2 separate regions of the Mus musculus genome follow, and region 2 is linked to region 1. The links are chromatin contacts, found by Hi-C or POLR2A ChIA-PET in ENCODE. All regions are on one chromosome and are shown on one strand. The core of a region is the stretch at or near the end of the contact, and the rest is flanking DNA. Distances in the headings are between cores, read along the strand shown.

What was found. A loop is a pair of places that touch in the nucleus more often than their neighbours do. ChIA-PET counts read pairs that join two places held with the same protein, here RNA polymerase II (POLR2A).
Region 2: a loop to region 1 is called in a map of T-helper 17 cell, with 1.8 times the contacts of the local background. The contact joins the promoter of Elmod3 here to the promoter of Capg in region 1. A Hi-C loop is called at or near these places in 1 of 37 maps with a recorded cell type or tissue (T-helper 17 cell). POLR2A ChIA-PET finds 5 or more read pairs at or near these places in 3 of 5 experiments (Patski and embryonic stem cell).

The regions. Positions count from the first base shown.
Region 1 is chr6:72,547,087-72,552,589 of GRCm38, forward strand. Capg (capping protein (actin filament), gelsolin-like) reads left to right here and starts at 2,187. Exons shown (of 10, transcript NM_001042534.3): 1 at 2,187-2,415.
Region 2 is chr6:72,595,161-72,600,663 of GRCm38, forward strand. Elmod3 (ELMO/CED-12 domain containing 3) reads right to left here and starts at 3,253. Exons shown (of 12, transcript NM_001253692.1): 1 at 3,162-3,253. Retsat (retinol saturase (all trans retinol 13,14 reductase)) reads left to right here and starts at 3,442. Exons shown (of 11, transcript NM_026159.5): 1 at 3,442-3,636. The coding sequence starts at 3,468.

The sequences.
Region 1 (5,503 bases), core at 937-3,436:
TGCTCAAGGATGGCACTGCCCACAGTAAGCTGGGCCCTCCCATGTTGCTCAGTAATCAAGGTGATGACCCACAGACGTGCCTATAGGCCAGTCCTACAGAGACATTTTCTCAATTAGAAAACCCTCTTCCCAGATATGTCTAGATTTGTGTCAGGTTGACAAAACTCAATAGTGTAGTGTAATTTATCTGTATATTCAAATGTGAGTGCAGTGCTCTCTGTGGCCAGAAGAGGGAGTCAGACCCTTAGAGTTGGAGTTGCAGGCCATTGTGAGGTGCCAGATGTGGCTTCTGGGCACCAGACTCCAGTCTTCTGGAAGAGCAGCAGTTGTTCTTGACCTCTGAGCTGTATCTACCATTTCAGGGGACATCTTTCAGGAACCATTTTGTCCTTTTATTATAGGTTCTGAGGATCGAACTGTGGCCATCATTGCAGAGCAAGCATTTTTACTCACTGAACCGTCCCAGTGACTGCATTTAATGTTGAGAAAACAGTTAATTCTCTCTCTCATGGTATTTTAGCACACAGAACACATTTATCTAGAAGGCATGGGGGTGTACACTGTAATCCCAGTCCTCAGATGGAGGCAGGAGGATCACACATTTGAGGCTAGCTTGAGTTATGTCTTCAGGCTCAGTCTCAAATGAGCAAGCAAATACCAACTCCCCATATCCACTCTGTGCTCTGTTTTCTCCAGGCTTTCCCCTAGCAGCCTCCGAGATAGGTTAGGCTGGTCTGATGGTTGGATAATTAGCAAGCTTGCTTCGGTGCTACCTGGGCCAGGGCCATGACTCTGAACACTAAACTCTATGGCTTAGTGGACTTATGGATCTGACTGTTGACTAACATTCTTCCAGGATGGGCCTGTCAGGGTCCCTGGACATTGAGTCACCCAACTGTAGCTGCTCCTTAGGTGCAAATATTCCTGAACCTCTCAACCTGTGAGTCATGAATCATTTGGCAAAGTTTTATCTCTAAAGTATTTACATTACGAGTTATAACAGTAGCAAATGACAGTTATGAAGTAGAAGGAAGATAATGTTATGGTTGGGGGGGTCACCACAACATGAGGAACTGTATTGCGGGGTCACACATTAGGGAGGTTGAGAACTGCTGACCTAGGGATTAGGAGGGAATAAGAGCCTCCTTGACTGAGCGTCCTGTTTTCTATGTGACTTCGGGCTGTGCCCCAGGGTAAGGCTTTCCTGGGGCCAGCAAGTTAGATCAGACTGATTCTATATTATGGTCCTGTGACTGTGCGAAGGGAGCGGCTGTTGCTTTGGGTTGAGCTTGAAACCATATGCCCTCTGTCCTGGAACTCAAGAGATCCACCTGCCTCTGCCTCCCGAGTGCTGGGATTAAAGGCAAGAGCCACCATGCCTAGCTAAGGGGCATAGAGAGACTTCATGTTTCAAGACACCTTGTGTGGTGCCTCATTACATGTAAATCACTAGTGTTCAGGAAGCAGAGGCAGGATTCTCATAGCATTGAAGCCAATCTGGGCTACAGATTTAGTTTCATAGCAGCCTGGGTGCCAAAGTGAGACGCTGTCTCAGTAAAACAACCAAACAACAGTTGGTCACGATGGTGCACTTTTGTGATCCCAGCATCCGGGAATCAGAAGGGTCAAGTGTTCAAGACCAGTTTGAGCTGCCTTTAGAGGCTAGCCTGACTACATGAGAGCTTGTCTCGAAAACAAAACACCAAAATGAACACACATACACACACACACACACACACACACAGAGAGAGAATGTGTCAGGGCCTCAAACACTCTCTTGGAACTTTGCTTCAAAAACAGACTGGTTTACAGAGAGATTTCCAGGACAGCCAAGGCTACACAGAGAAACCCCGTCTTGAAAAACCAAAAGGAGAAAGAGGAGAAGGAAGGAGGAAGGAGAGGAAGAGGGAGGAGGGGAAGGGGAATGGAGGAGGAGGAAGAGGAGGAGGGAGAAGGAGTAGGTCATCATCACATGTACTCAGGGCAATGAGACAACTAGTCAGGGGGAGGAGGAAAAAGTAGTGTAGGGCCAGTGACCCAACCCAGGAAAAGTGACTAACCAGCCACAGCAGGGCCTGAGCAGACTCAGGCCTCTGCCGGGGCTAGTGAGTGGAATGGGACTTTCCTTGCTGGTCTGACTCTTTAAATTGTTCAGAATCTGCCTTGCCCGAGGCCGCTGTGATGAGACCTAGTCAGGCTTTAACCTCCCAGTGACCATGTCTGAGAAATAGCAGCCTTCCATCCGCATGGCCCAGCCTTGGAGCTGGCTTTCCTGAGCCCTTAGACTTCTGAGTACTGAGCCTCCCCATGGGTGGGGCAGGTGGGTGGGGCAGCCCAGTGGCGAAGAGGGAAGTTAGAAGCTAGCTATCGAGGGGCAAGCTGAGACGAGTTTGAGAAGAAAAGGCCCGTGGAGAGGTAAAACTGGGAAGGGCTCTGTAGAGAAGGGACTAGGACTCTCATGAGTGGGTAGGTGAGGGCTGGCTGCTAGGGTCCGGGAACAGGTGGGAACGGTGTCCCCAGGCGTAAGTCAGCTCAGGTCATTAGCTGTAGTTTTGCAGCTGCAGAGTCTTGAGTGGGTGTGGGTGGGATGTGTTCTAGCTGCTGGGGAGGAGCTGAAGGGTCTGGGCTCATCCTGGTCTGTAGGAGGTGGTGTCAGACCTGAGAGATCCCCAGAAGCCATCAACCTGTCGGGAGGTGAATTCAGATCTGGTGGTGTCTGTCCCCAAGATAGCACTATCCTGGGCCCAGACAACTGGAAGGAAGGGAACTGAGAAGGAACAAGGTAGGTTCAGCTACTTGAGGGACAGTCAGCCAGCCCCCAGTTAGAGGGTTGGCTGGGGACCAGTGTGGAGAGAGATGAAGGTAGAATCTGGGGGTGTGGGGAGCGGGATCTGCTTTGGCCTGTCCTGGGGGTTCAGAGCCACTGCTGTTCCCACTTCTAAGAGACATTGGCCACAGTCAGAAAGTCCTGGGCTTCTTGAATTGGCCCTCTATTTCCTCCCTAGGGCCGCTATTTCAGCTCACACTAACGGGGCGGATATGGTCTTTGAGGGGAAGTGACCTGTTGTGAGTCAGGGTCCAAGAGGGCAAAAATAGCCCCAGTTTTCCTCAGTACTGGGCCACTGATGCACATTGATAGGATCAAGCATTTTGTTGGAGGTAGGAGTGGACTCCACTTCTAAGCCCCCAGTGTGTCCTTAAAAGGTATTCTAGCCAGAGTTAGCCAGCAGGGCACACATCCTCCCCCCCACTGCTCACGACAGTCAGATGGGCCTCGTTGCCCTCTGGCTTTCTGCTTCAAGGCTGCTCCAGGCCTTGCCTGGATGTCGAGATCCTAAGCAATCCCGTTGGTTTTCATCTAGTCCAGTCATTGGATCTCAGCAAGTTAGGACAATCAGACACTTTTCCGGGCACAGTCAGGTGTGTCCAAAGGTCCATAGGCAAACTCAGCTTCCTGCTCCAAAGGTGCTTTCATGTCTCGGGGAGAAAGCCAGCCCCTAAAACTCATCACATTGTGGCACAATGGGGGAAAACGGAGTCCTCAGCAGAGGTGGCCAGCTGTGATGTAGCTCAGTGGTAGAGCATTTTCCAGCTGTGCCCTGTGGCCCTGGGTCTGGTTCCCGGCATGCTTCCCGTTCCCAGTGAAAGACACAGAGGCTGCCTGTGAGGTGGTGAGTTTCCCACCACCAGAAGCATTCAAGAGGAGGATGGCGAAGTGAGCCACAGAAGAGGGCTCGTTCGTGTGCGCTAAGGACTATCTAAGCACTAAAGCCTCTTCTAATGCCGGTCTGTGATTATGTGACGGTCTGATGGGGAGGAAGTTGGTCTGTGGTTTCTTTGGGTATGATGGCTCCCCACTTCCTGAACCTTCTAGGTAGGCCATAAGGCATGGACTACTCCTCATGCTGAGCCCCCCCCCCCCAACAGATCTTGAAGGAATGGAAGTGAATAATAGACTCTGTCATGAATGCTTGTGATAGGGTAGCAGGTGTGCCTTGCTGTTGTTAGCACAAGAAGGTGGCCAGATGTGCTCTAAACCTGCAAGCAGAGGATGATGTGACAATGGGGCTGGGAAAACTCCCACAGGAGCTAAGCCTACCGAGCGGTCGTTTATCCCACAGACAGCTAGGGTTGACGTGTGCCCACAGGGATGGAGGGGCTGTGACACGTACATTGTGGGAGCTTGAGGAGCGGTAGGAACAGGTCACAGGGCTGAAACGAGGAGACAGGAATGGAAGACCCTTCCCCAGGAAAGCCTGACCAGAGCAGGACCTCGAGCTGACGGGAGGGCAGCCGCAGCCCCTATCAGAACCTGGAGCTTCTCTCAGGCTCTGCTACCCAGCCTCTGTCTATGCAGCCTGGTTTTAGCTCAGCTCAGTGTCCCCCATGCACCCCACTCAATTCCTTGGGAGCTGGAATTGAACTTGGAACTCATGCATGCTAGGCAAGCATTGTGCCCCCGAGATCTGTCCCTCGCCCTCTTTCTACTTTTTGTCTTGAGATTGGCCACATTATATTGCACAGGCCTTGAACACACTCAGCATCTGAGGCTGGCCTTGAATGTCTGATAAGTATCTCAGGTTATCAATTAATGGGGATTATATATAGGTTTACACCAGCCTGCCTAGCTTTGTCAGGGGTGTTAAAAGCCTTCCTCTCCACACAGTTGCAGTGCACCAGGTGTTAGACCAAGCTGCTCCCCATAGACCTCACTGCACTAAGGATCACTTTGAACAGCTATTCAGTACACTTGCAGCCTGTGGAGGCAGTTTCTCCAGGCCTTTGTATGCAGTGGTTCTGTTGAAGAATAACTTAGGGGCTGGGGATGTAGCTGACAGTAGAGTTTACCCAGACCTGAATTTGATCTCTAGCTTTGCATAAACCAAACCTGCTGGTAATCCAACATGGGGAAGGGGGCGAAGGCAGGAGGATCAGAAGTTTAAGGTATCCTTGGTTACCTAGTGAATTCAAGGCCTGCTTAAGGCTACAAGAGACCCTGTGCTGAAAGAAAAAGAAATAAAGGGAGAAAAACTTACTCCTTGATACTTGATAAAGAAGGCTTTAACAGGACAGTCACTAAAGTATAGGGACCACAGTACCGGGGCCTTGCAGTGTGCGAGAAAGACTAGTCTTAAGACCCAAAGTAGTGCGAGAAAACAAGACTTAAATCGTCTAGAGCTAGCTGAGGGTCAGTGCATGGAAAATTACTAAAAGGAAGTGCCAGGGGGGTGGGAGGTTCTGTCAAACTAACCTAACAGGATTCTTGCTGAAGATAGTCAGGATGATCAGATGGGGGAGGGGGGGGATGGTGCAGGCTGAGGAACCAGATCTGAATAAAGGAGGATGATGGGTTAGGGATTATGGGGATTTGCAGCTGAACTGATTTTTTTCAAGAATCTTTGGCAGAAACTGGATTTGACAAGGGGGTACACAGAAACGTCTAGAAGGTTCAGATGGAGTGATGGAGTTTAACCCACCATGGCGTGTGTATGTGTGTGTGCTC
Region 2 (5,503 bases), core at 2,003-4,502, 49 kb after region 1:
TTAGTAAACAGCACACAGCATGGGACTGGAGGGATCATATAGAGGATTGGAGTGGGGTGGATTGTAAGTGTCTGGAAAACAGTTCACTGTTTTAAGAAGTGGGGTCTGTTTCTGGCCACAACATCACTGAGACCTTGCTGGCTTATTGCGGGGTAAGACTGACTGGCGGTTGCATTGGCTTTGTTCAAATCCTAGACACAGGTAGAGCTGTGGGCCTTACAGTACTAGACCTGTTTCCTGGAGTGATAGAAAAACTCAAAATGCAATATGATGTCGTAACCTTGCCAAGCCAAACTGATCAACTCTCTGTGTGTGAGAAACTGTGTGTGTGTGTGCGTGTGTGTGTGTGTGTGTGTGTGTGTGTGTGCAATTATGGTGCAGTGCTGGTGCTGGGGATCAAATCCAGGTCTTCATGCATGCCAGGTGAATAGTCTACCACTGAGCTACATCTCCAGATCAGCTCTCGTGTGTGTACACACATGCATATGTGTACAGGGTTCATGTGTGTACAGGTGTACACATGTGCATGTGAGCGGGTGAAGAGGACAACTTTAGCTGTTGTTCCTCAGGCTCTGTTCGCCTTAATTTTTTGAGACAAGATCTCTTTTATTTGCCTGGAACCAGATGAGCAGGTTAGGATGGCCAGCCAGTGAGCTTTAGAGAGCTGCCCATTCTCCTTCCTAATGTTGGGCTTACAAGTATGTGCTACCACACCCAATTTTTTAAAAAGTGTATTATTTTCATTTGTGTACTCCTCTGTGTGTGTGTGGGTGTGTGTGGGTGTGTGTGGGTGTGTCTGCCATGTATGTGCAGATGTCCATAACACATTGGATTCCCTGGAGCTGGAGTTACACATGGTTGAGAGCTGCCATGTAGGTGCAGAGAGCCAAATTCTGGTCCTCTGCAAGATGTTCTTAAGTGAGCATCTCTCCAGCCCTTCTCTCTCTCCCCCTCTCTCTCTCCCTCTCTATAAGGACTCAGATATACAGAGAAGTTCTTATGGACGTTCTTCAGCCTGGCCTCATCCTTGCTATGTAGCTGAGGCTTGCTTCTACTTCTCAAGGGTGGAGACAAAAGTCCTGTTCTTTCATCTTATGGTGCCTGCCTCAGGAAGAGGGCTGGACAAAGACCCCATCACATCAAAAGTCTGTGTCACGAGGAGACAGCCTTCTCATGAGCGAGCACCTCTAGGTCTTAGGGGGACGGATTGATGTGAGAGAGTCAAAACAAAACACAAGGCCTGGGATACAGATCAGAGGTAAAGCTATTGCTTACCACAAGTGACATCTGGGTTCAGTCCCCACAACTGAAAAAAAAAAAATAAAAACCAGAGATCATCCTCAACATGGTGGTGTATGCCCGCATGAATGTATGCCCAGATTCCTAGAAATCTGGAAGCAGAGGCAGGAGAATCACTGTGTATTTGAGGGCAGCCTGATCTACATAGAGTTCCAGGTCAGTTAAGACTACCTAGCAAGACTCTGTCTCAACAGAAAACAAAGCAAGGGCAGGTGAAATGGCTCAGTGGGTCGAGGTGCTTGCCAGCAAACTTGATGACCTAAGTTCAGTCCCTAGAGGGACCTAGAAGACTGGTAGAAATAAAGAAGCAATTGTCTTCTGACCTCCACACACGCACCATGGCACACACCGCTCTGCTCACCCAGATAAAAACCAAAAAAAAAAAAAAAAAAAAACACACACACACACAAGGGGCTGGGAAGATGACTCAGTGGGCAGGAGGGCTTGCTTCAGGGTAAAAACCTGAGTTTGGCTCCCTAGCACTCTGGTCGATGGAATTAAAAGGATTGCTGGTTGCTGGGCCTAGTTCCACATTCAGTCAGAGAAGCAATTCTACCAACTTCAAAGGTAGAAGGCACAGAGTGACAGAACAGGCAATTTACAGTCCCCCTGATCTTTCTGTTCCTATATGGGCATGCATGCTCACACCCACACACCAGAGAGTCAGTGTGGAAAGGCTGGGACTGTAACCTAGTGGCAGCAAAGGAGGCTCAACCCCTGATATCGAGGGGGAAAATGAGAGTGGATGGTTCTCACACAACTGACAGTCATACTTCACAGACTCAGAGGACTAAGTCAGTGGGGAGGCCCTCCACGGAGCCAGTCCTCCACTAGGGGACTATGATTTACATTCCCCAAGGACTGACTGCCAGTAACAAACAGCTTTTGGGCTCGACGCCTGGCTGCCTGTGATCTAGAGAGGATGGTGGTAACGTCCTCCCTGAAACACCCCAGGAACTAGCTCCCCCCCCCCCTCCCCAGAACCTCAGCATCTACCTCTCTTTTCCTTTCCTTCCATCTCGGCCTAAATGACAGCATAAGATACACACACATCAGATAACCTGGCAGGGTCACAGGTAGGACTGACAAAGTCTCGGGAAGGCTCTCCTGTTACTGTGGGGAAAACGAACCAAGTAGCATAGAAGCATGACCTGCTTTACATACCGGACTGGAGCACCGCTGGGGCCTAAAACAAGGACAAAACACTCAAAGTTACGAAGTCATTCCTCCTGATAGTGGGTACCTGAGGAAATGGGCCTCCTATACAAACAAATCCCTCTTAAGTCAAGTACGTATTTCAGACCTACTTTCCTCAAAGGGCAACATTAAGATGGTAGGATATCTAGACTGTCTGCTGGAGCTTAAACTCTCTGAAAAGCTGATTTAGAAGCTGGTGCGTCCTTAAATGCAAATAAACACACAGGATGATCCTTGACTTAGTCTTTCTTGAGGCTTGTCCTAGGTGGCTTGCACTTTGAGAGCCTGATAGAGTAGTTACGATTAGGGGAATCCACCTAGGGATAACGTCGGTGTGAGGCTGCCAGTCCTGGGCTGACACAGGTTTAGGAGAGCTCCTGTGCAGGTCTCAACAAGGTCTCAACTCAGATACCCAGACAGAGGCTGTGTGGGCACAGAAACTTTGTCACTGCTTGGAAGAGGAGAGGGGAGGAAAGCAATGAACTGCCTCCGAGGTTCCAGCGAATCCAACACGGAAAAGGCACCAGAACCCAGGTCTTCTCTGCCTCCCAGACAGGATCTCTCTCAGACCTGCAACTTTCATCCTTGTTGTGGTCCCGCGGTGACCATTTCCACCAGACATCGTCCTCCTCACCCTCACCTCCCTCACCAGACCCCTTGCTCACCGGACGCGTCCCCAGCGTTCCGGTAAGGGGGGGATCCCACATCCCCCTTTTCGCGCAGCCGTGCAGTGTCGCCTGTCTCGCGCTAGAACTACATTTCCCATTAGGCAATTGAACTCCTGCTCTGCAAAGATCATACGGAGGTCCATAATGGACAATCTTCATCAGTTTTGAGCAGGCGTGAGTCAAAATGCTTCGGCTCCTCCAAGTCTGGTATTACTCCAAGGACGAACTAGAGGGGCGGGGCCTCAGCTATAAAAGCCGAGCTCAGCGGGGAAAGGACGCGGTCTTCCGAGCCCTGGCAGCAACATGTGGATCACTGCTCTGCTGCTGGCCGTGCTGCTGCTGGTGATCCTCCACAGGGTCTACGTGGGCCTTTACGCTGCAAGTTCCCCGAACCCCTTCGCCGAGGATGTCAAGCGACCGCCTGAACCCCTGGTGACCGACAAGGAGGCTAGGAAGAAAGTTCTCAAACAAGGTCAACTGATGGGTTTCAGGCCTGCTCTCGGGCCTTCTGCTCATGTCTCCCCATTAGTAAAGTGCTGGGAAAACTTCTCTTGCACACAGAGGTTCCATAATTTAGTGTTCTTTGCTTCTGAAAGGGTGCAGGCATTACCCTTGGCACGCCAAATTCCAGCCCCGCCAGTTGGAATCTTTTCAGCTCACGGCTTACACAGAATAAGAGACCTTTCCCCTACTTGGGTCTGGAGCCAACTTTTCCCTATACTTCTGTGCATGCTCGGGGGCACAGGGAAGCAGCACTGAAAGTTTTCCTAACAAGCGGGTTGCAGGCAAAATGTAGTCCAGTTCATAGAACTGAAGCTTGATAATAACTTCGGAATTTCAGTACTGGCTAGGGATAAGAACTCCACTCTCCAGTGAACCATCTCTAAAGCACGTGTAGAGTGCTCCCAAGGTTTGTGTTTTTGAGACTGGTCTCACTTTTGTACTGGAGTTGGCTTTGAACTCTCTTCGCAGCCCAGGCTCAAACCCGGAGCAGCCCTCTTCTTCTGTCCCCAGCATGATGAGATAGATTACAAGCATGCACCAGCATGTCTGCCTTTCAACGTTTTACGGAAGTGTTGGAGCTGGGCATAGTGGTGCAACAATTTAATTCCAGTTTGGACTACACAATGAGACCCTGTCTAAATGCACACATCAAACCCCAAAACAACCAAAACCCCCAAATGCAAAACTTTCAAAAAACAAACAAGGATCACCTCTTTGACCTCCAGGAGCCTCTGACTTGTAAATTTTAGCCAAGCCTAGGCTAGCCTTAACTGCACTATTTTTTGGGGACTGACTTTGAACTCCTGATCCTTGTGCCTCTACTTCCTAAGAGGCACCACACCCAGTTATTTTATTATTGTTATTGTTTGTGGATTGGGGGAGAGGCAGGTCTCATACTTGTAGCCCAGGCTAGCTTATAACTTGCTATACAGGACAAGTGTGTCTCAAATTCACAGTGATTCTCCAACCACCATCAGCAAGAGATTACAAATGGTGGGATTACAGATGTGAGCCACCATGGCTTGGATGGAGATTTTTTTTTTATTTTATTTTTTTTAGTTTTTAGTTGTTTGAGACAGTGTTTCTCTCTATAGTTCTAGATGTCCTGGAACTTGCTATTGCTATATAGACCAGGCTGGCCTTGAACTCACTGAGATCCTCCCACCTCAGCCTCCTGAGTGCTGAGACTAAAGCTGTGAACACTTGGCCTTGGGCAATGATGTTTAATGAGCAGATTTACTGGACATAGTGGCACATTCCTGTGATCCCAGCGCTGGGGAGGAAAAGACAGGTGGATCTCTACATAGGGAGTTCCAGCCCAGTTAGGGCTACATGTGTAGTGAAACCGTGTGTCTTAAAAAACACGAATCAATAAAATCAAAGAAAGTAAGTAAATAAAGGAGGAAAGGAAGTAAAAGACTGGGAGAAAACAACAAATCCCAGGTCTTGTGTTGACCGTGCATTCCAGTTTGGTTCTGTGAGGTTCCCGGCACACCAACCTTCCTCCTTTTCTGAGGCTGGTGCTGTGACCTCTCAGAGTAGCAGCCTCTGAGCAGCTCTGCCTGCTCCACCTCCGTTGGCACTCAGAGACCTTGCTTCTTCCAAAGAAACCCAGTTCCCTGAACCACCAGCGTCCCCAGCCCCCACCCTGAGCCTTATTGCCTTTTCTTTCCTCGCTTGCATTCACAGAACTGACGTTACAGCCCTGTGCAGTTGCCATCTTTCTGGTTTTGTTCTACAGTAGCTAGCTGAGTCAGTCCTACTTCCTTTGAAAGGTATCAAATCCCTCAAGTACACTGTAGGGGTTAAGACTCATCACTGCTTAACCTGCCTGT